Linked DNA regions of Homo sapiens: region 1 is linked to region 2. The links are chromatin loops, found by intact Hi-C in ENCODE. Cell type or tissue: endothelial cell of umbilical vein. All regions are shown on one strand. Each heading gives the region's core, and the rest is flanking DNA. Links, peaks and the distances in the headings are about the cores only.

The links. A loop is a pair of places that touch in the nucleus more often than their neighbours do. Peaks named below come from ENCODE experiments on the same cell type or tissue, not always from the same donor. Only the 100,000 strongest peaks of a DNase experiment are listed, where the experiment ranks them.
Region 1: it touches region 2 in a loop (4-fold over the local background); 9 of 110 quality-filtered maps call a loop at or near these places.

What each region holds. Positions count from the first base shown.
Region 1 is chr5:140,370,480-140,375,868 of GRCh38, reverse strand. SLC4A9 (solute carrier family 4 member 9) reads right to left here. Exons shown (of 22, transcript NM_031467.3): 18 at 4,706-4,774; 19 at 4,245-4,418; 20 at 3,472-3,627; 21 at 3,026-3,124; 22 at 728-1,042. The coding sequence ends at 3,071. It overlaps ANKHD1-DT (ANKHD1 divergent transcript), which reads left to right. Exons shown (of 2, transcript NR_186045.1): 2 at 4,687-4,973. Among named protein-coding and RNA genes, the nearest start is that of SLC4A9, 13 kb to the right of the region's middle. In endothelial cell of umbilical vein, for the core only: a CTCF peak has its summit at 2,816 (motif pointing left); a DNase peak (open chromatin) is centred at 2,738.
Region 2 is chr5:140,544,931-140,550,678 of GRCh38, reverse strand. ANKHD1-EIF4EBP3 (ANKHD1-EIF4EBP3 readthrough) reads right to left here. Exons shown (of 36, transcript NM_020690.6): 35 at 1,603-1,773; 36 at 1,103-1,445. The coding sequence ends at 1,442. It overlaps EIF4EBP3 (eukaryotic translation initiation factor 4E binding protein 3), which reads right to left and starts at 3,017. Exons shown (of 3, transcript NM_003732.3): 1 at 2,839-3,017; 2 at 1,603-1,773; 3 at 1,103-1,445. The coding sequence starts at 2,941. The coding sequence ends at 1,417. It overlaps SRA1 (steroid receptor RNA activator 1), which reads left to right. Exons shown (of 5, transcript NM_001035235.4): 5 at 1-611. RefSeq lists enhancers at 1,947-2,654, 2,805-2,894, 2,655-3,361, 3,362-4,070. In endothelial cell of umbilical vein, for the core only: a CTCF peak has its summit at 2,989; DNase peaks (open chromatin) are centred at 1,168 and 3,058; H3K4me3 peaks cover 283 bases.

The sequences.
Region 1 (5,389 bases), core at 390-5,389, 180 kb after region 2:
CAGCCCAAGATTTTTTTTCTTGCTTCTTCTTTTTTTTTTTTTTTTTTTTTTTTTTTTTTTTTTGAGACAAAGTCTCACTCTGCTGCCCAGGCTGGAATGCAATGGCACAATCTTGGCTCACTGCAACCTCCGCCTCCCTGGTTCAAGTGATTCTTCTGCCTCAGCCTCCTCAGTAGCTGGGATTACAAGTGCGTGCCACCACGCCTGGCTAATTTTTGTATTTTTAGTAGAGATGGGGTTTCACCGTGTTGGTCAGGCTGGTCTCGAACTCCTGATCTCATGATCCAACCACCTCGGCCTCCCAAAGTGCTGGGATTACAGGCGTGAGCCACTACACCCGGCTTTTTTTGCTTCTTTTTTTAAAAAAAAATTTGAGACAGGTTCTCGCTCTGTTCCTGTGTCTGGAGTGCAGTGGCATGATCATGGCTCACTGTAGCCTCGACCTCTCAGACTCAAGTGATCCTCCAGGCTCAAGCAATCGATCCTCCTGCCTCAGCTTCCTGAGTAGCTGGGACCACAGGCATGCACCACCACACCTAGCTAATTTTTTTTTGGTTTTTTTTTTTTTGTGTGTGTGTGTGTGTGTGTGTGTGTGTGTGTGTGGAAACAAGGTTTCACTCTGTTGTTCAGGCTACTCTGGACCCACCTCAGCCTCCCAAAGTGCTAGGACTACAGGCATGTGCCACCACACCCAGCCAAAAATTATTTTTATATGTGTAAAAAACTATTTCAAACAGATGAATATTTATTCTGGAAAGACTGGCTTTTTCTCTTTGCAAGATGAAAAGAGTTCCCTGATGGCCCTTAGATTCTGTCAAACAGAATCTGTGAGGACAGAAAGTTCAAAATGGGAAGCGCTTCGTGGCTCAGGACCTTTTAATGAGTAGAGAGTGAATGGGGCCTGATCAGTCCCTCTGGCTCACCAGCCTTTCCTAAGTGCACAGCAAACATGCTTGCTTCCTGCCACTCTCCACCCTCAGGTCAGGAGGTAACTGAGGTCTTGGCAGCTGCCCTTCAGTCCTTCCCCAAGCCGACTGAGCATCTGGAAGTTAAGCCAAAGGCCAAAAATGTCCTGACTTCCTGAGTAAGCACCTGTGAACTAATAGAAGACATGGTGAGGCCAAAGCAAGTGCTCAGGGGACATACTACTGCAAAGAACAGAGCAAAAAGAGTGATAAGAGATAAGGAGCGCCCAGAAGATCTTGTTCGGGGCCAGCCAGTGAATTCCCCTTTCTCTCTCCAGTCTCCAGTCCCCCAAATTTCCCATTGCAAGTGTCAGAGGCCCTTAGGTGCTTTTTTTTTTTTTTTTTTTTTTTTTGAGAGGGAGTTTTGCTCTTGTCGCCCAGGCTGGAGTGCAATGGTGCAATCTCGGCTCACTGCAACCTCCGCCTCCCGGGTTCAGGCAATTCTCCTCTCCAGTAGCTGGGATTACAGGTGTCTGCCACCACACCCAGCTAATTTTTGTATTTTTAGTAGAGACAGGGTTTCACCATGTTGGCCAGGCTGATCTCAAACTCCTGACCTCAAGTAATCCACCCGCCTCGGCCTCCCAAAGTGCTGGGATTACAGGCGTGAGCCACCGTGCCTGGCCTGGCTCTTAGGCTCTTGAGCTTGGAGAAGCATGAAGATGAGGGTGTTCTATGGCCTAAAAGAGAGATTTTTGTTTTTGATTTTTTTTTTGAGACGGAGTCTCGCTCCGTCGCCCAGGCTGGAGTGCAGTGGCACAATCTCGGCTCACTGCAACTTCCGAACCTCCACCTCCCAGGTTCAAGTGATTCTCCTGCCTCAGCCTCTTACAGGCATGCACCACCACACCCGGCTAATTTTATTATTTTTTAGTAGAGACAGAGTTTCACTATGTTGGCCAGGCTGGTCTCAAACTCCTGAACTCAAGTGATCCACCCACCTCTGCCTCCCAAAGTGCTGGGATTACAGGTGTAAACCACTGTACCCAGCCCCAAAAGAGAGCTCAGCTTTTTAAAGGCAACCAGTTGTAGGCTTTTGTACATGCTGTGGCCTTCCTTAGAATATTTTCCCTCCATCTTGTCCTGGCTTGCTCCTTTTAAAAAAAATTTTTTTAGAGACAGGATCTCACTATGTTGCCCAGGCTGGAGTGCACTGGCTATTCACAGTCGTGATTATTGCACACTACAGCTTGAAGTCCTGGGCTCAAAGAATCCTCTTGCCTCAGCCTCCCTAGTAGCTGGCACTACAATTGTGTGCTGCTGTGCCCAGCTACCTGGCTAGCTTCTATTCATTATTTGGATTTCAAATTATGGACCATTTCCTCTTAGAAATGGAACACCCACCACCCAACCACCACCACCCCACCTTCACCAACTCTCACCACTCCACCTTACTATTCTCCAAGAAGAGGTCAGAAGCCCTGCTCCCATGGCCCCTGTTATTCCCTTATCAGCACTATCCCACTCTAACAATTGTCTGTTTATTTGTCTACTCTCCCACTGGGATTTAAGTTTCCTGAGGTCAGGGACCATGACTGTCTTACTCACTACTGTATCTCTAGTACCAAGATACTGCATGATAGGTACTCAGAAAATGCTTGATATATGGATGAATAAAATGAAGGAATGGCAGAGAGGACAAGTGATAGAGATTTCCTCCACAAGTCTGGAGTGTGGTTCTCAGCAGCCTAAGGGGGGAGCCTTCCAAGCAAGGGAAAGGAGCACCAGGCTTTCTCCTCCCTTCCTCTTCCTTCCCACTCTTTCCCATTCTTTTGCCAGGGCACCGCCCCCCACAACACCCATTTCCACTTCTCATTTGGTGTGAGTTTGAGCTCCCTCTACTGACCAAACTTCAGAACCACAGGGAGCCAAGCCCAGGCACCCTTGCCAGTTACTCTTCGCTAGGAAGAGACCCTTCTACACCCCAGCACCCCCAATCTAGGATTCCTAAGGGACTGGAGTAAGGAGAAAACAGGGCTGGCCAACACACTGGAGAGTTCCAAGGTCTGAACCCGCACCTCCCATCCTCAACATCAGGAGCACTTCCCTCACACCCTCACCTCATGCTGTTTCCTGGGGTCTCCACTCCCAGACTCCTACTCCAGCTAATTCACAGAAATGTTGATTTCTGGAGCCTTTGGCTGATACATCAGCTCTGACTGTGGAAGACAGATCCCAAGATGGATTGAGAATAGATAGAAAGACAGATAGTGAAAGACAACATAGAGGTAAACCCACAGTGAGACAAAACAAAGATCAGAGTTGAGAAAGACAGCCCACTTGAGCTGAAGCCTCAGCCCTTTCCACCCACATCGAGGGCCCCTGTCCTATGAAGAAAGATTTCCTTCACCCCTTCAGTCTGCCTATGTCCATACACAGATAAGGGAAGTGACTGTTGATCAGATCTGCGGGCTTACTGGAGATATTATTTAGGGACAGCTCCTGGACAAGAACGCTCTCCCAAACCCTGACACATTCTCCTGAGAGGACCCAGCCTGGAGCTCACATCTTCACTGTCACTTCCACTGAATGAGTGTTCTGGCTCCAGCCCCTTCTCAGGGATGCTTCTCTCCTCCTCTGGCATCAGCTCATCCAGCCAGAGGAGTTCCTGTGGTGAGAAGACCCTCTCCAGGGCCTTTCGGACCCCCACAAGGCCCAGCAACTGCAGGAATAGAAACATGGCCCAGGCCTGTCAGCAACAGTAGTAGGAACATTAACAATAGTAACACTTATTGAGCACTTCCTATGTGCTAGGCATTGTATATCAGTTTCACTGAATGCTAGCACATTCCTATGAGGTAGATAGAATAAATTATTCCCATTGTACAGGGAAGGAAACTGAGACCCCAAGTGATTAGTTACTTCCCAGAGGTCACACATCTGGGATATATAAGCAGATTGATTCTACTGCAAAGCCTGTGACTCTTAACTTCCTCAATAAGAACAAGGCCAGAAGCCACCTATGTTATCACCTCACTGAGTAATAAAAGTGTCACCATTTCCTCTACCAAGACCTCAGATTTCTTCTGGGTTTTATATTCTTACCTGTGGCTGATCACTCCAAAGAGGTTGGGAAAAGAGGTGAATCAGGTATCCCAGGACTAGCCCATACATAGGTATCATCCTGCCATCTTTTTCTTTGTCTTAGGATTCCCAACCAGGGAGAGCCACAGCGAGTGAGAGGGGAGATTCTTCCTCTCGTGGAGGCCTTGGCCACCCTTCCAGGCTCAGAGTCTCCCAAGACCCTCCAGGACACAGCCCAACCCTGCCTCAGCTTACCATGAGGGGGAAGATGATGGCTGCAGGGGTAGACTTGATTATCCAAAGCAGCCCCAGACAGGCAAGCTGGATGGCTGTGAAGAGGTGGACCCTGGTCAGAGGCACATGCCGCAAGAGTAGCAGGTCTGGCTGGTGTTTTGCTGGCATCAACAACAGCTTCACCCTATTAGTGAACTAGGGGAACAAGAGGAAGAGGAAAGCAGGGCACTCAGGTAGCCTGATAGGAGGGTGTCACTGATAGCTATCATAGCCCAGCACTGGGAGCAGGCAGAGAGCATGGCAGCCGAGTCCCTGAGTCCAGGAGAGACAGGAAAAAGAGAGTAAGAGGGAAATTGGCAAGTGTAAGCAGGAGATGCCAGCAGAAAAGAAAAAAGGAGTAGGGTTGCTAGGTAATTTTGTTCTTTTTTGTTTGTCTTTTTATTCTTCTTTTTTCTTTTGTTAGGTGATTTTAATGGGCTCACCTGAATGCTGCTGAGCGCTGCCACCCCCATATACAGGAAGATGCCATAGAGCACAGGCATTGGAATGAACTGGTAGAAAGAAGCAGAGAGTTATCAAAGTTTACCTCTGCCAACCTCCCAGATGCCCCAGGATGCCCAGATGCCCTAGATCCCTCTAGCATCTAGCATCCAGGTCTGCCCAGGCCTTGCCTTTCCTTTCACATGTTTCATGCCGATCTTATTGAATCCTCAAATCAATTAGATGAAGTAAATGTTATTATTGCCTTCATTTTACAGATTGGGAAATTGAATTTCAGAGGGACTAAGTAACTTTGTCCATTACCTGGCCTACCATTCCAATCTTATCTATCACATTTCCTTCTGTTCTTTATGCTCCCACTATACTAACCGCCTTTCCTTCCCTCAACATGCCCAAGTTTGTTCCTACCCCTTGCAAAGCCTTTTGCTTTGCTATTCCCTCCACCTAAAATGCTCTTCCCCCAGACTTTCTCATGACCAGTTTATTCTTATTACTCATGCCTCCTCTCATGACACCCTGAAAGGTCTTCATTGACTTTTTAACTTCAGGCCCCATCTAAAGTAGCCCCTGGCACTCTTAATCATCTTATCTTCTTTTATTTTTCACAGAAGTTATCACTATCTAAAGTTATCCTATTCTCTTGTTTTAATTTGTTTTTTTGTTTT
Region 2 (5,748 bases), core at 1-5,000:
CGGACACCATCTCCTATGCCTTGGAGACCTTCTGTCACTTGGCTCCCTTCTTACCACCACCAAGACTGTCCCACTGGGCCTGACCCACCTATGAGGGAAGAAGTCCCACCTGGGCCAGAGGGAGTTCATGTGTTACTCATAACATGCATTTCAATAAAAACATCTCTGCGGTGGGCCTTGGGTAGGAGAGATGAACCCTTCCGGTGCCAAGCTAGTCCCCTCTGGTGTCCTCGACTGCCCTGCTCCCTGTGTATCTGCAAACCTCTGTTCTCCCTTCTCCATTCATCAGGAAGGGATCTGCTGGGTAAAGTCAGACTACTGCCTACCACTTTTTCCCAAAGTAGACTGAAAGCACATCCTGTGCTGGGCGGAGCAGCTGTGTTTGGATGGTTTCATTTCAGCATGAGAACAGACTCAAATAGAACGGGGAGACTTTTCCCTCAACAAAAGGAAAGACAGTCCTATTTGCACTGTATCACCCTTGAGATACTACTGTTACAGAGATTAGAACCACATTGAGTGGGGTTTTCTGTGTAAATCGAAGGAGAAAAAGACCAGATTACTGAGATTGGGGATTGTAACTCTGACTTGCCAAACAAACTGCTGCCTCATTTTGGGTTTCAGTGTGAACTCTAAGGTCTCTTGTAACCCTTTGAGAGAGGTACTTGGTGGACTATCATGCTGTGAGAAGGGTACAAGGTTTTTGGTGTTGGAATAGAGGAACTGGTGCTTAGAGGTGGGAAGCAGAAAAGGCACAGGGAGAGACAGGATGGCTATAGGCTGGGACAGCACCTCTTTTCCAAGAGTCCTGCTTTGGAATGGATAGGGGAGGGGCTGCTGGGGGGCCCTGGTTCCAGGAAGGCTGCTTCCTGGGAAGACAGGAACAGCCCTTGGCAGTGGCCAAGCTATTGCTGTTTATGGTTTGGAGGCTCATGTAACCTGCCACTGTAGCGTGCCTCAGGTTCTAATTGCTGCTGGAAGTGGGCCTGGTGGGAGCTGGGAATGATCTGAGGCCTCTGAGCTTAACCAGGCCTGCCAGGGCCTTCAGCTGTGTGGCTGAGATGAGAAAATCAGCATTGAGGAGAACACTGGAGCCAAGGCATTTCTTTGAATGTTTACTAAGCAGTCAGAAGGTGACTTACTCCATTCCCCAGTTCCAGCCCCTGAGCATAGAGGGTTTAGGGTTAGGAGGAGTACCACAGACTGAAGAGGAAGTAGAGTTAAGGGCTTGGCAAGTTGCCCACTCCTATCCCTGGTCTAGCTGCCTCAGAACTAAAGGAGGCCTGGAACTAACAAGTCACTCCCTTCCAGATTAGATGAGGCCAGCTGGCCTTTGGATGCCCCAGGAAGAGGTGGTGGCAGCAGTGGCATGAGGGATCCCTCTGTAACTCCACATGCCAGGTCATCTGCACTGGATTAGATGTCCATTTCAAATTGTGCGTCATCTGGAGAGAGAAAAGGCAGGAAGACAGGTTGCTGGTCTGAGGATCTGCAGGCTCAGCATCAGTGCAGAAACCCCTCTTGGAACTGAACCCCCGCACTGTGTCACAGTGGCATTTGAACTCAAAGGCTGGGACAATTCTTAATTCCTGCTTTCCTTACCGGGTATCTCTTCCTCTGTCTCCTGCTCCTTCAGCTCCTCCAGCTTGGAGAGAGGGGCTGTTGGAGGAGTTGTGACCCCGGGAATCTGAGGGAGGCAGCAGGGGGGTGTCCGGGCAATGGGTGAGTTCTTGCACTCCAGCAGGAACTTTCGGTCGTAGATGATCCTGGTGCCTGTCAAGGGGTTGGGACTGAGGTAAGAGTCAGGAGCTTGGGTACCGAGGTGACTGGGGTCCCAGACTCAGGCCTTTTGGGGCCTGGAGGTGAGGGTGGTGTCAAATTTCCCTGTGTATCAAAGGACATCGGCTCTGAAGCCCAGCTAGGTTCTCAGCAGACAAGCCTTCATAGTGCTTAAAATCTTCCAGACCTAACCAAGATGTGGGTATAAAGCAAGGGGGGCATCCCAGCTGGTATAGGCAGGGGCTTTATGTTTGGGAGAGCTTCAGATCTTGGCTCTAAGAGGAACACCAAACTTTGAGTTCAGGTACTTCATGCTGCTCCTCTACCACTCTGAAACCTCTGCTTTGGTCTCACCAGTGAAGGTGAGACCTAGACTAACAGCCTCAGGTGGTTCAAGAAGTGAAATAGCAGTTGTGAAGGGTTCCACCCAGTGCTGTTACCTGGGCTATCTCCTGCAGGGAGGAGAAACGTACTGTTCTAATCCTGACCCCTCCCAGGTCCTATAAGGTTCACACTAGCTCAGAGGAACTTGGCCCGCATAATGTCCTCAAAGGGTCCTGCCCTGTTCCTCCCCTCCGCTTCCGCGTGGCAGGAATCCCTGGGTCGGGAGCCCAGCAGCTCGTGATCCCAGGCTGCTCGCCCAACCAAACAGACGCCAGCCAGCAGCACAAAAACGGAGCAACTGCCCCAACTGTTCTAACTACTCCACTTCTCAAGACCCGGTGCTTCCGGCTGAGGTCACGCTCAGTAGGGGGCCCTGGCCCCTATTCCTAGGAAGCAAAGTCGCGAGGGGTAAGGAGCGTGTGTAAGGCTCCAAGAACCCAGGCCACAGTGAAGGATTACAGCCCAAACACCCGGAAGCTAGGCTCATGGCCTTGTTGCATCACTTAGAAGTTTTTGGGAACTGAGCTTCCGCTCCAAACATTCTCCCCCAAAGCTACAACCTGTAGAGGGGCCTGCGGACAAGTCTTAGGTCTGTCCCTCCCCTACCCCCGCCCCGCAACAACACGCACGCGCTAATATGTCCGCAGCCTGCGGACCCCTGCCCGGCCCGCTGACCTCCGGGGGTAGTGGCGTATAGCGTGCCCCCCGGCGTGGTGCTGTAGCAGTCGGGCAGCTGGTCCCGGCCCCCGGGAATCGGGCAGCTAGTGGACGTTGACATAGCGAGCGGGAGGAGCAGCAAAGTAACCGCCTGGCGTTGAGGTCGAGGAGCGCAGCTCTGAGTCTGAGGCGGACTCAGCCGACCACGTGCAGCTGCTGGCAACAACACTAGAACAACGTCACGCCCAGGGCGGGCCACCGGCCGTCACTCAACCCGACGGTCCCGCCCTATCTGCTAGGAAGCCAGCCCGGTTCAGAGAAAGCTGGAAATGCGTCCAAAGTCCCAGGCCCCACACCAGCTTCCAGTTCCTGCTGGCCCAGCGCTGGCCAACCTGCCTGAGTGCTGCAGCAGCTCAGCTATTTACTGTTTATAGCCGGGAGCTGGGGGCAGGTGAAGTAGGGCAAGCGTTTTTATCCTGTATTAGTTCACCCATTCCTTGCCAACTTTTGGATAGTAAAGCACTATGATTAGCCAAAGTCACACATCTTGCAGGAAGGGAAGCTGGGATTCAAATCTGACTGCATCTGATTCCAGGACTGTGCCCTTAAGCCCAGCTGTGTACTGCCTCCCATAAACAGTAACAGTACAAGGCCGGGTGCGGTGGCTCACGGCCTGTAATCCCAGCACTTTGGGAGGCTAAGGCGGGTGGATAGCTTGAGCCCAGGAGTCTGAGACCAGCCTGGGCAACATGGTGAAACCTAGACTCTACTAAAAATACAAAAATTAGCCGGGTGCGGCAGCATGCGCCTGTAGACCCAGCTACTCGGGAAGCTGAGGTGGAAGGATAGGTTGAACCCAGGAGGCGGAGGTTGCAGTGAGCGGAGATTGCACCACTGCACTCCAGCCTGGGTGACACATGCCTTGATGGCCTGGAGCACAGCAGGAAGGGGAAGGTCAGTGAGGGCTGGTCATCTTTCTGAAGAAGTGGTACCTGGACTAATAAAAGGATGAGTCAAGTTTGGGGGCTACAGCTGAGGCATCACCAGTCAGAAGGCCTGCCCTTTGATCTCTTTGCCAGTTAACTAAGGAGGGGCAGGGGGCTAGTGAGGAGGGCTTGGTCTTTAGAAGGAAAGAAAGGTCAGAGAGTTTGGCCTTGGAGTTTTTTTTTTGTTTTTTTTTTTTATGTAGACACAGTGATATGACAGGCTGGAGCAAGGTGGTGGGATTGGTGAAGATGTATATATGCTGGAAATCTTGAATTCATCAGGCTGTCCTGTTTGGCTTCCTCAAAATCAATACTGCCTCCACTGTCCCTTCCCCTCACCAAAAATTAAGTATAGACCACCTGACTGCATCCATTTATCAATATTAACTCAGCTCTGGCTTCATCAGATTTCTCCTTAGGTCTGATTTCTTCACTCATTTAAAAAAAGATTGCTTCTCAAACTATTTATTTTCTGAGATAGGGTTTTGCTCTGCTGCCTAGGCTGGAATGCAGTGGTGTAATCTCAGCTCAATGCAAACTCTGCCTCCTGGGTTCAGGCCATCCTCCCACCTCAGCCTCCTGAGTAGCTGGGACCACAGGTGCCCACCACCACACCGGGCTAATTTTTGGATTTTTTATAGAGACAAGGTTTCACCATGTTGCCCAGGCTGGTCTCGAATTCCTGAGCTCAAGTAACCTATCTGCCTCGGCCTCCCAAAGTGCTGGTGTGAGCCACCACACCTGGCCAGCTTCTCAAACTTTAATGTGCATATAAATCATCTGGAGATATTGTTAAAATGATAATTCTGATACAGTATTGGTCTGGGTGAGATTTTGGATTTTTTTTTTTTTTTGACACAGGGTCTCACTGTCACCCAAGCTGGAGTGTAGTGGTACAATCATGGCTCACTGCAGCCTCAACCTCCTGGGCTCAGGTGACCCTCCCACTTCAGTGTCCTCAATAGCTGGGACCACAGGTGCATGCCACTGTACCTGGCTAATTTTTAAATTTTTTGTAAAGGCGGGGTCTCACTATGTTGCCCAGGCTGGTCTCAAACTTGTGGGCCCAAGCGATCCTCCCAAACAGGCATCCTCCGAAACAAGAATTACAGGCATGAGCCACCGTGCCCAGCCAGTTGTGGATTTTTTTTTTTTTTTTTTGAGATGGAGTTTCGCTCTTGCCGCCCAAATGGCATGATCTTGGCTCACCGCAACCTCCGATTCCCGGGTTTAAGCGATTCTCCTGCCTCAGCCTCCTGAGTAGTTGGGATTACAGGCATGTACCACCACACCCAGCTAATTTTGTAATTTTAGTAGAAACAGAGTTTCTCCATGTTGGTCAGGCTGGTCTTGAACTCCCGACCTCAGGTGATCAGCCTGCCTCGGCCTCCCAAAGTGCTACGATTACAGGCATAAGCCACCACACCTGGCTGGTTTTTTTTTTTTTTTAAGATGGAGTCTTGCTCTGTCACCCAGGCTAGAGTTCAGTGGCATGATCTCAGCTCACTGCAACCTCTGCCTCCTGGGTTCAAGCGATTCTCCTGCCTCAGCCTCCTGAGTAGCTGGAATTACAGGAACCCACCACCGCACCGGGCTAATTTTTTGTATTTTTAGCAGACATCAGGTTTCACTATCTTGGCCAAGCTGGTCTCGAACTCCTGATCTCCAGTGATCTGCCTGGCTTGGCCTCCCAAAGTGCTGGAGTTACAGGCATGAGCCACCGGGCCTGACTGCAACTGTGAGTTTTTAATACAGTAATGCAAACGCTTCAGGGCCTCAGAAACACACTTCAGGTATCAAGGGTATGTATATTTTATTGTCCCGAAAAGGATTTTGAGTATCTTACAAAATGGTGCATGCCAAAATGAAGTGTCTTAGCAGTGCTGGAGGGTAAAGCTTGGGAACAGATTGTAGTGAATCATTTATGATAACTAACCTTTTA